Regions from separate parts of the Homo sapiens genome. Here region 1 is linked to region 2. A link is a contact called in ENCODE Hi-C or POLR2A ChIA-PET data. All regions are on one chromosome and are shown on one strand. Each heading gives the region's core, a stretch centred on a gene start or an enhancer-like site at or near the end of the contact. The rest is flanking DNA. Distances are from core to core; before and after follow the strand shown. Region 1 overlaps LOC107985590 (a long non-coding RNA gene). Region 2 holds the start of MCM5 (minichromosome maintenance complex component 5).

Region 1 (5,763 bases), core at 654-3,153, 180 kb after region 2:
AGACCTCCAAGAAGCCACTCTCCCATTCCTCCGCTCCAGCTGGGCAGGCTTCTGATGTGGCTTTCCCAGACCCTGCTGGCCCCTGTCTGCAGCGGATACACACAGAGGAACAGCGCTCAAGAGGGGGAGGGAAGGGCCTTTGAATAGGAGGACTCATGAGGGCTCCAGGCCTGCACACACCCTGTCAGCTTGGGGTGCAGGTTGCAGATCTCTCAGGCAATGCCAGGCCTCAGTTTCCTCACCTGGAAAATGGGTTTGGACTGGATGACTTCACCCAGGATGCCCAGTGCTAGACACTAGAACAGACCGAGCAGCCCAGGACCTTCCCCCAAGTTCGCTCCCTGGACCCCTTTCACCTCTGCAAGATAGGGGCCATTCCCTACCTCTGGCCTCAGTCTCCACCTCTGTAAAATGGGCTGGCTGAACTGGAAGATCCCGGAGGGTCCTTTCCTCTCTGCCATTCTGTTGTAGCTGGAAAAGGAAAACGGGGTAGTGCTGGGAAGGAAAGAACATTTAGTGAGCTGCAACTGTATACCGGGTGTTTTTATACGTTATCTCAGTTCTCTGTGCCTTATTTTCCTATTGCTTCTGTAACAACTTACTATAAACTTGGTAAATTAAAACAACACACATTTATCACCTTATAATTCTAGAGGTCAGAAGTCCAAAACTAGTGTCACTGTGTTAAAGGCGTCAGCAGGGCTGGTTTTCCTTGTCTTTCAAGATAGAATCAATGCTCTCTTCATTCCCACATCACATGGTCTTTTCTCCCGTTTCCTCAGTCTCATCTCTTTCTCTCTCTTTTTTTTTTTTTTTTTTTGAGATGGAGTTTTGCTCTTGTTGCCCAGGCTGGAGTACAGTGGTGCTATCTCGGCTCACTGCAACCTCCCCTTCCTGGGTTCAAGTGATTCTCCTGCTGAAGCCTCCCAAGTAGTTGGGATTACAGGTGCATGCCACCACACCCAGCTAATTTTTGTATTTTTAGTAGAGACAGAGTTTCACCATGTTGGTCAGGCTGGTCTCGAACTCCTGACCTCAGGTGATCTCTCTGCCTTGGCTTCCCAAACTGTTGGGATTATAGGCATGAGCCACCATGCCTGGTCATCTCATCTCTTTCTTCCTACTGCCACATGCCTGCCTCCCTCATAGAAGGATCCTTGTGGGGACATTAGGCTCACCTGACCAATCCAGGATAATGTCCCTATCTCCAGATCCTTAACTTAATTACATCTGCAGAATTCCCTTTGCTGGATAAGGTACGATTCACAGGTATTTGGGGGATTAGGACGTGGGTATCTTTGGAGGACTCTCACTCAGCTTGCCACATCCGTTCACACAAGGCTGTCATGGAGCTCAGCTTCCAACCCCAGTGCCTGTGACTTTGTAGCTGTGTGGCCTTGGGCAATGACCTAACTTCCTTGGCTCTCAGTCTCCTCATCCATAAAACAGAGGTAATGATGAGGATTATTAAGACAGTGCAGGGGCCAAGCACAGTGGCTCACACCTGTAATCCCAGAACTTTGGGAGGCCGAGGCGGGTGGATCACCTAAGATCAGGAGTTGGAGACCAGCCTGACCAACATGGAGAAACCCCGTCTCTACTAAAAAAACAAAAATTAGCCAGGTATGGTGGCAGGTGCCTGTAATCCCAGCTACTTGGGAGGCTGAGGCAGGAGAATCATTTGAACCTGCGAGTTGGAGGTTGTGGTGAGCCGAGATGTACCATTGCACTCCAGCCTGGGCAACAAGAGCGAAACTCCATCTCAAAAAAAAAAAGAGTGCAGAGGACTCTCTGAACACGGGGTCTGCTGCTGCTGCTGAGTGAATGTATACAGTGATAGTAACGCTGATAATGAATCACCCTTGTTTATTGCAGCTACTCGTACCAGACACTGAGCTGAGTGTTGAGTTTATGTAGGTGAGCCACGTTGACATGAGCCTGGCCCTCGTGGAACGTACTAGAGAACCAGGAAGACAGACTTAGAATAAATAGTCACACAAATCATTAGGGAATTATCAGAGCAGCCCAAAGCCACACAGCTGGGAAGAGGAGAAGTGGGTGGGATTCACACCCAAGTCTGTCTGATTCCCAAGCCCTTATTTTTCCATGATACTCCCAGCCTCTTGAGGCTGGTGGAGGCCAAGCCGAGGACCAGAGATGGGAAATGACTTGCCAAAGGTCACACAGTGAGAGAACAGTCCATTGCAGACCCAGATCTCTGGGCATCCTGCCTAAGGCTCCTCCCAGAGGAGATTCTGAGACGTAATACTAAATTACAAAGTAACACTAATAACTAGTGTGGCAGCTAATGCTGTGGAAGCTTGCTCTGTGCCCGGAGGCAGAATGGACATTTTACGTGCCCAGTATCATTCAGTTTCCACGATGCACAGGAGAAGAGACTTGGTACCCTATTTCACAGAGAAAGAACCTGAAGTCTCAAAGGGGTGCTATGAAATGCCTAGGGTCACCAGCGAACTAACTGCTAAGCAGAGAGCCAGGATGTTCTCTAAGAGCAGGGCCTGGCTCAGAACTCCCCAGTTCAAATTTGTCTGACCCCCACCCCTGTCCCTAACTCCTGCACATCCTGCCTGCGCCCACTGGCAGATCTTCAGGGGCTCCTGCCAGTGGGAGGAGGGAGGTGGCTGTGGTCCTTAGGGTGTAATCCCACAGGTGGAATTCCTCCTGAGGTCAGCCTGCAGGGAGACGGGTGACACGCTGGTGCCATCTAGTGGCCTTAAAGAGACATGCTGCTTCCCCCGGGAGCCGCAAGGTACCCCACAGAGATGCAGGGAGATAGTAATACATAAGGTCCTCATCCTCCACCCAGCTGGACCCCGGTAGCAAACTGACAAAGCTGAGCTAAAAGTGTTCGAAATGATCCTCCTCATTTTGCAGCTGAGGAAACAGAGGTTCAGAGAGGAGACCGACACACCCCAGCCCAGTCAGGGGCAGACGCAGGTGGCTGGAGGGACTGGCAGGGAGGTGGGGCTTGCCCTGAGCCTTAGCAGGGAGTCTGTCCAGCCACTGGGAGGCCAGGACAAGACAAGTGAGCTCTTCGTGGAGACTCCAGTTTTGGTCTGGGGATGGGTAGGGGGCACTGGCCTGGGACAAGGAGGAGGGTATGGCTAGTAGGAGCTGGATTATGGGCCAGTGCCTGAGGAAGGGAGGAAGAAGGCTGGTAAGAGACAGAGTGTCCTGGATGATCACCAAGGCTCCTCCGTAGAGAAATCCCATGATCTAAGGCCAAACATGGCTGGAGAAACCCCAGGATTCTTAGAAACAAACATGGCTAATGAAATTCCATCATTCTAAGGGACAAACATGGCTGGAGAAATCCCAAGATTCTAAGAGGCATAGGAACTTGATACATTGTTCATTCCATCAACAAACCATCACTGACCATGCACTCTGGGCCTTCCCCATAAGGGACGCTCAAGACCCACAGACCAACCAGATCTGGTCCCTGCTCTGCCGGATTCCACAGCCCAGTGGGGCAAATAAACAGATGACAGACTCTCAGAACCGGACAAGATAAATTCAAGTGGCCCCCCAGAGGGCCATAGGCTCTGCAGCCAGACAGATCTAGCTGATGATGTTAGCAAAAATAGCGGAAGGGCCGAGCGTGGTAGTGCACATCTGTAGTCCCAGCTACTCCGCAGGAGGATTACCTGAGCCCAAGAGTCAGAGGCTGTAGTGTGCCATGATCACACAGGTGAATAGCCACTGCACTCCAGCCTGGGCAACATAGCAAGATCCTATCTCTCTTTTGTTTTGTTTTGTTTTTGAGACGGAGTCTTGCTCTGTCGCCCAGGCTGGAGTGCAGTGGCGTGACCTTGGCTCACTGCAAGCTCCGCCTCCCGGGTTCACGCCATTCTCCTGCCTCAGCCTCCCAAGTAGCTGGGACTACAGGCACCCGCCACCACGCCTGGCTAATTTTTTGTATTTTTAGTAGAGACGGGGTTTCACCGTGTTGCCCAGGCTGGTCTCGAACTCCTGACCTCAGGTGATCCGCCCACCTCAGTCTCCCAAAGTGCTGGGATTACAGGCGTGAGCCACCGTGCCCGGCCCAATCCTATCTCTGCAAAAAAATTGTGGAGTGGCTAACATTTATTGAGTGCCTACTATATGCCAGGCACTAGTATAAGCACTTTTGATTAGCTAATTTAGTGAAACCCAGACTTTCTCTGACTAGCCATGTGACTTTTGGTAAATTACTTAGCCTCTCCAACCCTCCAGATTCTCGTCTGTAAAACAGGAGCCACGTGCCTACCTTGCTAGGCTATTGTGAGGTTAAAACGAAGTTTTGTGTGTGGGTGTGTGTGTGTATTTGTGTGTTACCTGGAATATAGTAAGTGCTCTATAGATGGTAGCCACCATTGAAATAGTAAGTGCTGTAATGCAGGAATGCCGAAGAGTTCCCACGATCTCATGCCTATCTGGAATTATCCTTTCTTTTTCTTTTCTTTTTTTTTTTTTTTGAGACGGAGTCTTGCTCTGTTGACCAGGCTAGAGTGCAATGGTGTGATCTCGGCTCACTACAACCTCCACCTCCCAGGTTCAAATGATTCTCCTGCCTCAACCTCCTGAGTAGCTGGGATTATAGGCATCTGCCACCACGCCCTGCTAATTTTTTATATTTTTTAGTAGAGATGGGGTTTCGCCATGTTTGGCCAGGCTGGTCTTGAACTTTTGACCTCAGGTGATCCACCCACCTCAGCCTCCCAAAGTGCTGGGATTACAGGCCTAAGCCATTGCGCCCGGCCCTTTTGGTGTTATCTTAGGGATGGGGGTAGTTGCATCTGAGGTCAGGGAGAGGAGGGAAGGGGAAAGCTCCCTGGAAAGGAGTGGAGACTTGGCCAGGACCTGGAAAGGGCAGGAGCCACCGCCCTCTTCCCCTCCTCTGCCCCTCCCCACCTTCTGCTCAGCTCCCCCTTCCCCTCTGGGGCACACCTCATCCCCTCCATTCGTATACCTGTTGCCCTGGGCCTGACCTCACCATCCCTTGCTTGGCCTTGTGTTTCCACTGGCCTCCCTGCCTCCACTCCTTCCTCCCTGTACCCAGAGGAAACTCCTACCACCAAATCTGTCCGTCCCTGCCTCCTCCGGCCCTCCTGCTCATTGATCCCACCCCACAGGAAAGCCCACTCAACTGTGACGGGCAAGGCCCACCCCATTCATTACATGAGTCTGTTTCCCCATCTCCTTCCTTGCGTCCACAGAGACCAGAGTTCCAGCCACCTGGAACTACATGGAGCTACCTGCTGTCCCCTGCAGACCCTGTGCTCCCTCCAGCCCCTATTGGCCGCCTAGAAGTTTCTCTGCCCACTCATCTCTCCAGATGGCTGTGCCACTCCCGGGGAAGCCTTCCCAGGCACCCCTCCCCTGCGGGGTCAGGAAGATCACCCTCCTCCCCCTTTCTCTCCCCCCCGCTGTGTTCCCAGACCCTGTCCAGGGTGTTCCAATGCTTGTCTTATGTGCCCATCTCCCATACTAGATCATTGCCTTCCATTAGGTGACACCACTGCTAGGAAATGCTTCAGATAGTGCCTCCCTCCATGTTAGGCCTCACAGTTATAACTCGGGCCAGGTCTTTGTCATCTTTGCGTGCCACTGTTGAATCGTGATGATGACACTCACATTTCTGAGCACTTGGTGCACCAGGCACTGCACTATGGACTTCACTCAAAGTATCTCCCTTAATCCCTCCAACCCCATAGGTGGTAGGACCTGTTATTATCCCCTTTTTTAGATGAGGAAACTGAG
Region 2 (6,355 bases), core at 1,643-4,142:
CGGAGGTTGCAGTGAGCTGAAATTATGCCACTGCACTCCAGCCTGGGTGATAAAGCGAGAATCCGTCTCAAAAAAAAAAAGTGGTAAGGACAGATTTTAATCAGTAATGATTATTGCAACAGGGAAGAGAGTTCAGTATGAACTGAACTCAGCTTTAATTTGTATAGAGGTATTTTAAAGGGAGGTTGACCAGCCTGGGCAATATGGTAAAACCCCATCTCTACAAATGAATAAATAAATTCGCCGGGCATGGTGGTGAGGTTGAGGTGGGAGGATTGCACGAGCCTGGGAGGTCAAGGCTGCAGTGAGCTGTGATTGCACCACCGCACTCTAGCATTGGCAACAGAGACCCTGTCTCAAAAAAATAAATAAAAAAAATAAAGGAAGATTGAGGGAGGAAGGGGTGGGCAAGTGATTAGTAGAGTCAGGGAAGTGAAATATTACAAAAGGTTAAGTCAGTGTAAATGCAGTGAGGCTAGCTGTGTCTGCCAGTTGGCAATGATCAAAGTTAGAATTTTTGCCTCCCACAGAGCCTGGGAGACAGAGGTCACATCCTCGGTTGTTGCCTGGAATAAACGGTAAACATTTACCAGCAGCCTTGAGTTTTCTCAGGCAGGCACCTTAGCGGGGGCTGGCTAGAGTCATTTTAGAGATGTTAGCAGCTGTTAGAAACTGTTAGTGTTTGTTTAAGTCTTTTTTTCTTTTCTTTTTTTTTTTTTTTGAGATTAAGTTTCACTCTTGTCGCCCAGACTGGAGTGTAGTGGCACGATCTCGGCTCACTGCAACCTCCGCCTCCCAGGTTCAAGCGATTCTCCTGCCTCAGGCTTCCAAGTAGCTGGGATTACAAGCGCCTGCCACCACGCCCGGCTAAGTTTTGTATTTTTAGTAGACACAGGGTTTCACCATGTTGGCCAGGCTGGTCTTGAACTCCCGCCTCAGCCTCCCAAAATGCTGGGATTACAGGTGTGAGCCACGGCGCCTGGACTGTCTTTTTTTTCTTTTTAGAGATGAGTCTCGCTCTGTCGCTCAGGCTGAAGTGCAGTGGTGCAATCAAAACTCACTGCAGTCTCAAACTCCTGGGCTCAGGCCATCCTCCCACCTTGGCCTCTTGAGTAGCTAGGACAACAGGTGTGCTCCACCATGCCCAGCTAATTAAAAAAAAATTTCAAGCCGGGCGCAGTGGCTCATGCCTGTAATCCCAGCATCTTGGAAGGCTCAGGCGGGTGGATCACCTGAGGTCAGGAGTTCAAGGCTGGCCAACATGGTGAAACCCTGTCTCTACTAAAAATACAAAAAATTAGCCAGGCGTGGTGGCACACACCTGTAATTCCAGCTACTTGGGAAGCTGAGGCAGGAGAATTGCTTGAACCCAGGAGGTGGAAGTTGCAGTGAGCCGAGATCGTGACACTGCACTCCAGCCTGGGCAACAGAGTGAGACTCTGTCTCAAAACAAAAAAAATTATAAAAAAATTTCTAGAGAAGCGGGATCTTGCTATGTTGCCCAGGCTGGCCTCAACTCCTGGACTCAAGGGATCCTCTCATCTTGGTCTCCTGAAGTGCTAGGATTACAGGCATGAGCCACAGTGCCTATAGATCAAGGTTGAGGCTTAGAAGTGAAGGGAGCCCAGAGGAACCTGGCTAGAGTTTGGTCAAGGAGAGTCTTTGTCACCATACTACAGAAAATTAAGCAGCTGTTAAACAGAATGAGGCCGGTCTGGGCATGGTGGCTCACGCCTGTAATTCCAGCACTTTGGGAGGCCGAAGCGAGTGGATCACTTGAGGCCAGAAGTTCGAGACCAGTGTGGGCAACATGGTGAAACCCTGTCTCCACTAAAAATACAAAAATTAGCTGAGCATGGTGGCGCCTGCCTGTAGTCCCAGCTAGTTGGGAGGCTGAGGCAGGAGAATCGCTTGAACCGGGGAGGCAGAAGTTGCAGTGAGCCGAGATTGAGCCACTGCACTCCATCCTGGGGGACAGAGTGAGACTCCCTCTCAACAAATAAATAAACAAATAAAAGCAGTGTGTTAGGGTGCGAGAACCCGGGTCGGGGACGCGGGTGAGCCGCGCGGTAATCGCCCTGTCCTGCCACCAGCTGGAGGACAGGGGCTCCTCAGAGCCTCAGGCCCAGAGAACGGGCCCCACGACCGGGAAGCGAATACTCCACAGGGCACAGTCTCCCAATGCAAAATGGGCACCTGGACCCAATCATTTCTGAACTTCTAGTTTTTTCTCCCTATGGCTATGAAAAGGGTCATTTTTTTTCATAGGACTTTAAAAGAAGGCTTAAGAAAAGCACGCAGGCCTGGCCGGGTAGCTCACGCCAGTAATCCCAGTGCTTTGGGACGTCAAGGCAGGCGGGTCGCTTGAGAGTAGAGTTTCGAGACCTGGGCAAGATGGTGAGACTCCGTCTTTATGAAATATTTTAAGAAAATCACGTACACCTGTGGTCCCCGCTACAAGGGAGGCTGAGGCGGAAGGATTGCTTGAGCCCAAGAGGTTGAGGCTACAGTAAGCCGTGATCCAGCCACTGCACTCCATCCCCGGCAACACAACGAGACCATGCGTCAGGAAAAAAAAAAAAAAACCAAGAAAATAAAAAAGAAACCACCTAAAGGCGTCCTCCGCGCGCCCGCCCCTCCGCCATCTTTGCGTCCGCCCCGTCCTGCGCCGCCACTTCCTTCCCAGCCAGAAGTTTCGCGCCAAATTGTTCCGCACACAAAATGGAGCCCGGAAGGAGGCGAGGTCATGCACTTTGCAGCCAATCATCTTCGGCAGACAGTCCGGGCGGCGGGGCTGGAGGGCTCAGAACGGTCCAATCGCTGGCCGCGAGGCTCCGGCGAACCAATGGGAGCGCAGCGGCTGCGGCGTCCGAACACCGCCTCTTGTTTTTCCCGCGAAACTCGGCGGCTGAGCGTGGAGGTTCTTGTCTCCCCTGGTTTGTGAAGTGCGGAAAACCAGAGGTGAGGCTAGTGGGAGTGGGACTGGGACTGGGAGCCAGCAGGCATCTGGATTTCCGGGTGTAGTTGGAGTGGGACAGGAGTTTCTCGGGAACTGGGGTTGGAGTCCGGGAGCGCGGCCGGGGGTCCCCCTGCTCCGGACTCAGGGCAGGGACCCAGGCGTCGGAGGGGAGGAGGTGCCAGGCGCTGCCCCCAGCCTGTTCTGGCCGTTTGTTCCCACCCCAGGCGCAGTCATGTCGGGATTCGACGATCCTGGCATTTTCTACAGCGACAGCTTCGGGGGCGACGCCCAGGCCGACGAGGGGCAGGCCCGCAAATCGCAGCTGCAGAGGCGCTTCAAGGAGTTCCTGCGGCAGTACCGAGTGGGCACCGACCGCACGGGCTTCACCTTCAAATACAGGTGCGGCTCCTGCGGGGCCGGGGGCTCGAGTTCCAGTGTGGCCGCTCACACGCCTCTACCAGCCTGCTAGAGTCCTGGACAGTCAGGGCACAGATGGGCCCAGACGGGGGAAAGAGCCGGTCCTGGGTCACAGGGCTCATCCCGGCAGCCTCACGCCTTGGTATAAGGCTTTGTGTATTTTGTTTTACTTTATTTTATTTTATTTTATTATTAACGTATTTGTTTATTATTTTGAGACGGAGTCTCGCTCTGTCGCCAGGCTGGAGTGCAGTGGCACGATCTCGGCTCACTGCAACCTCCGCTTCCCGGGTTCAAGCGATTCTTGTGCCTCAGCCTCCCGAGTAGGTGGGACTACCCCCGCCATCACCACGCCCGGATAATTTTTTGTAATTTTAGTAGAGATGGGGTTTCGCCATGTTCGCCAGGCTGCTCTCGAACTCCTGACCTCAAGTGATCCACCCGCCTCAGTCTCCCAAAGTGCTGGGATTACAGGCGTGAGCCACCGTGCCCGGCCTGCTTTGTGTATTTTATCTGTACCTGGAGTTAACTTCTGGGTGAGTCACCTGTTGAGTGGGCCACCAGCAACCAGCTAGCGCCACTTGGACCGTTTAGTTCTTTATCCAGATCTTGTTCCTGTTCATCTGCTTCCTATCATCCTTCCATGTCATGTCTGAGACCTTACAAACTCAAGTTCCCTGTAGGTGTAAAAGGTGAAGATGGCAGTTAGGATTCACTTCACTTCGCTCATTCATTTATTTATACCAGTCTTGCACCTTCATTGATTGAGCACCTGCTGCCTGCCAGATACTGTTCTGGGTGCTGGGCTGCAGCACTGAAGCTGGACCTGGCTCCTGCTTCTAGGTGATTGTACGACCTGTGACATCATGAGAATTCTCATAGGCCCGGCCTCTATCCCTGAAATGTTAAAATGCAGAGAACATGAGGTTGCAGGTTCAGCACTGGCCCATTATTAGCTGAGTGACTTCCAGGTGTCAGTGTCTCTGGGCCTCACCAGGCCAGAAATGGGTAAAGCCATTCCTGCTTTCACTTACTCATGCAGCAGCTGATATTGCCCACCTGTGTGCCAGGCACTGCGCTACAAAGATGAAAAGACGTGCTTCTTGTCCTAGAGAAGCTCCTAAGTCAGAGGAGTGAGTCGTGAAGACCAACAGATAACTTCCACGGTGGTCATTTCCTCCACAGAGGAAGGTGAAAGGACTTAGGGAAGTTTTCCGGGGGGCTGAAGTTTGAGGGGACCTTTGAGCTAAGGTCAGAGTTGCAGGTGTAGAAAGCTTTCTGTCTAGGTAGGAGCAATTGCTTGTGTAGAGGTGTGGGGTGTCCTCACAGCAAGTGGCTTTCAGTAGCAGTCTGGCCATTTTACTGGCTCCTGGACATAAGGGAGACGGGGCTCAGGCCTGTGATACTGCGAGGCTGGGGAACAGCCTGTGCGTTGGTCAGTGGTCCCCAAATATGTTCTTGCCACAGCAGTCACATGGGATGCTCTGCTAAGCATCTGGGCTGGACGCAGTGGCTCATGCTTGTAATTCCGACGCTTTGGGAGGCTGATGCCAATGGATCATTTGACCCCAGGAGTTCAAGACCTGGCTGGGCAACATAGTGAAACCCAGGCTCTATTTAAAAAAAAACAGTCTGACTAGAGGTTGATAAGGCAGATGTGTTTTCTGCTGCCTTGGTGCCTCCAGTTTTTTTGTTGTTTTGTTTTTTGTTTTTTTTTTTTTGAGATGGAGTCTCGCTCTGTCACCCAGGTTTGAGTACAGTGGCGTGATCTTGGCTCACTGCAACTGCTGCCTGCCGGGTTCAAGTGATTCTCCTGCCTCAGTCCCCCAAGTAGCTAGGATTACAGGCATCCGCCACCACACCCGGCTAGGTTTTTTTTTTTGTATTTTTAGTAGAGATGGGGTTTCTCCATGTTGGTGAGGCTGGTACCTTTTTGGTTTTTTTTTTTGAGACAGAGTCTCAGTCTGTCGCCCAGGCTGGAGTGCCCTGGCGAGATCTCTGGTCACTGCAGCCTCCACCTCTGGGGTTCAGGCATTCTCATGCCTCAGTAGCTGGGACTACAGGCGTATGCTACCATGCCCGGCTAATCTTCGTATTTTTAGTAGAGACTGGGTGTTGCCATGTGGCCCAGGCTGGTGTTGAACTCCTGGCCTCAAGTAATCCACCCTCCTCAGCTTCCTAAAGTGTTGGGATTACAGGCATGAGCCACCTCACTGGGCCCCAAGTTTGAGCTGTGTGCATTGTTCTTTTCCAAGAGAAGTTAAAGGCTCTGCGGAGTCCTTCAGTGACAGAACTGGTTTGTTGTTTTGTGCACGCTGGCCTGGGTGTTGAAACATCCTTTGACTGTCTTGTGGACCCCTTCCATGGAGCTTTCTTTAGGGCATGCCTGTGCCAGCAGTGAGTAGCCTCTGCAGGGTTAAATAATGGAATGATCTGGAATTAGATGTGTGTTTGGGAAGAGGAATGGTGAGGTCATGGTGGCTGTGGTGTGGGCAGATTCAGGGGTGCAGGCACACCTCAGCCAGTGTTGGTTTCCTCTTCTTTGCACCCTTCCTGCCCCACCCTGCTATGTGCCCACTCCAGGGATGAACTCAAGCGGCATTACAACCTGGGGGAGTACTGGATTGAGGTGGAGATGGAGGATCTGGCCAGCTTTGATGAGGACCTGGCCGACTACTTGTACAAGCAGCCAGCCGAGCACCTGCAGCTGGTGAGTGGGACCCCATCCCTGAGCTTCCCAGGGCTGCTCTGCCCCAGTTACTAATAGCCTGTGCCCTTCCCTTTCTCCAGCTGGAGGAAGCTGCCAAGGAGGTAGCTGATGAGGTGACCCGGCCCCGGCCTTCTGGGGAGGAGGTGCTCCAGGACATCCAGGTCATGCTCAAGTCGGACGCCAGCCCTTCCAGCATTCGTAGCCTGAAGGTGGGTCGGAGGGCAGTGGCTGCTGCATGGTGCAGAGGGCTTTGGATGCAGCCAGACCTG

Evidence for each region. Hi-C counts contacts between places; a loop is a spot of excess contacts on that map. ChIA-PET counts read pairs that join two places held with the same protein, here RNA polymerase II (POLR2A). Pooled maps may share reads with other maps.
Region 1: a loop to region 2 is called in a map of Caki2, with 6 times the contacts of the local background. The contact joins the enhancer-like site here to the promoter of MCM5 in region 2. A Hi-C loop is called at or near these places in 3 of 168 maps with a recorded cell type or tissue (B cell, Caki2 and GM12878), 13 of 37 single-sample maps with no recorded cell type and 10 of 50 pooled maps. POLR2A ChIA-PET finds 5 or more read pairs at or near these places in 4 of 52 experiments (AG04450, BJ, Caco-2 and 1 more).

Annotation. Positions count from the first base shown.
Region 1 is chr22:35,580,517-35,586,279 of GRCh38, forward strand. LOC107985590 (a long non-coding RNA gene) reads right to left here. Exons shown (of 5, transcript XR_007068163.1): 4 at 384-495. Among named protein-coding and RNA genes, the nearest start is that of MB, 34 kb to the right of the region's middle. RefSeq lists enhancers at 20-519, 2,494-2,995 and a silencer at 2,735-2,814. Within about 2 kb of position 1,904, at least 5 of the 41 ENCODE cell types and tissues checked have a DNase peak (open chromatin) inside an H3K27ac peak, as active enhancers do.
Region 2 is chr22:35,397,248-35,403,602 of GRCh38, forward strand. MCM5 (minichromosome maintenance complex component 5) reads left to right here and starts at 2,893. Exons shown (of 17, transcript NM_006739.4): 1 at 2,893-2,961; 2 at 3,184-3,358; 3 at 5,960-6,086; 4 at 6,167-6,295. The coding sequence starts at 3,192. RefSeq lists enhancers at 2,438-2,487, 2,498-2,657.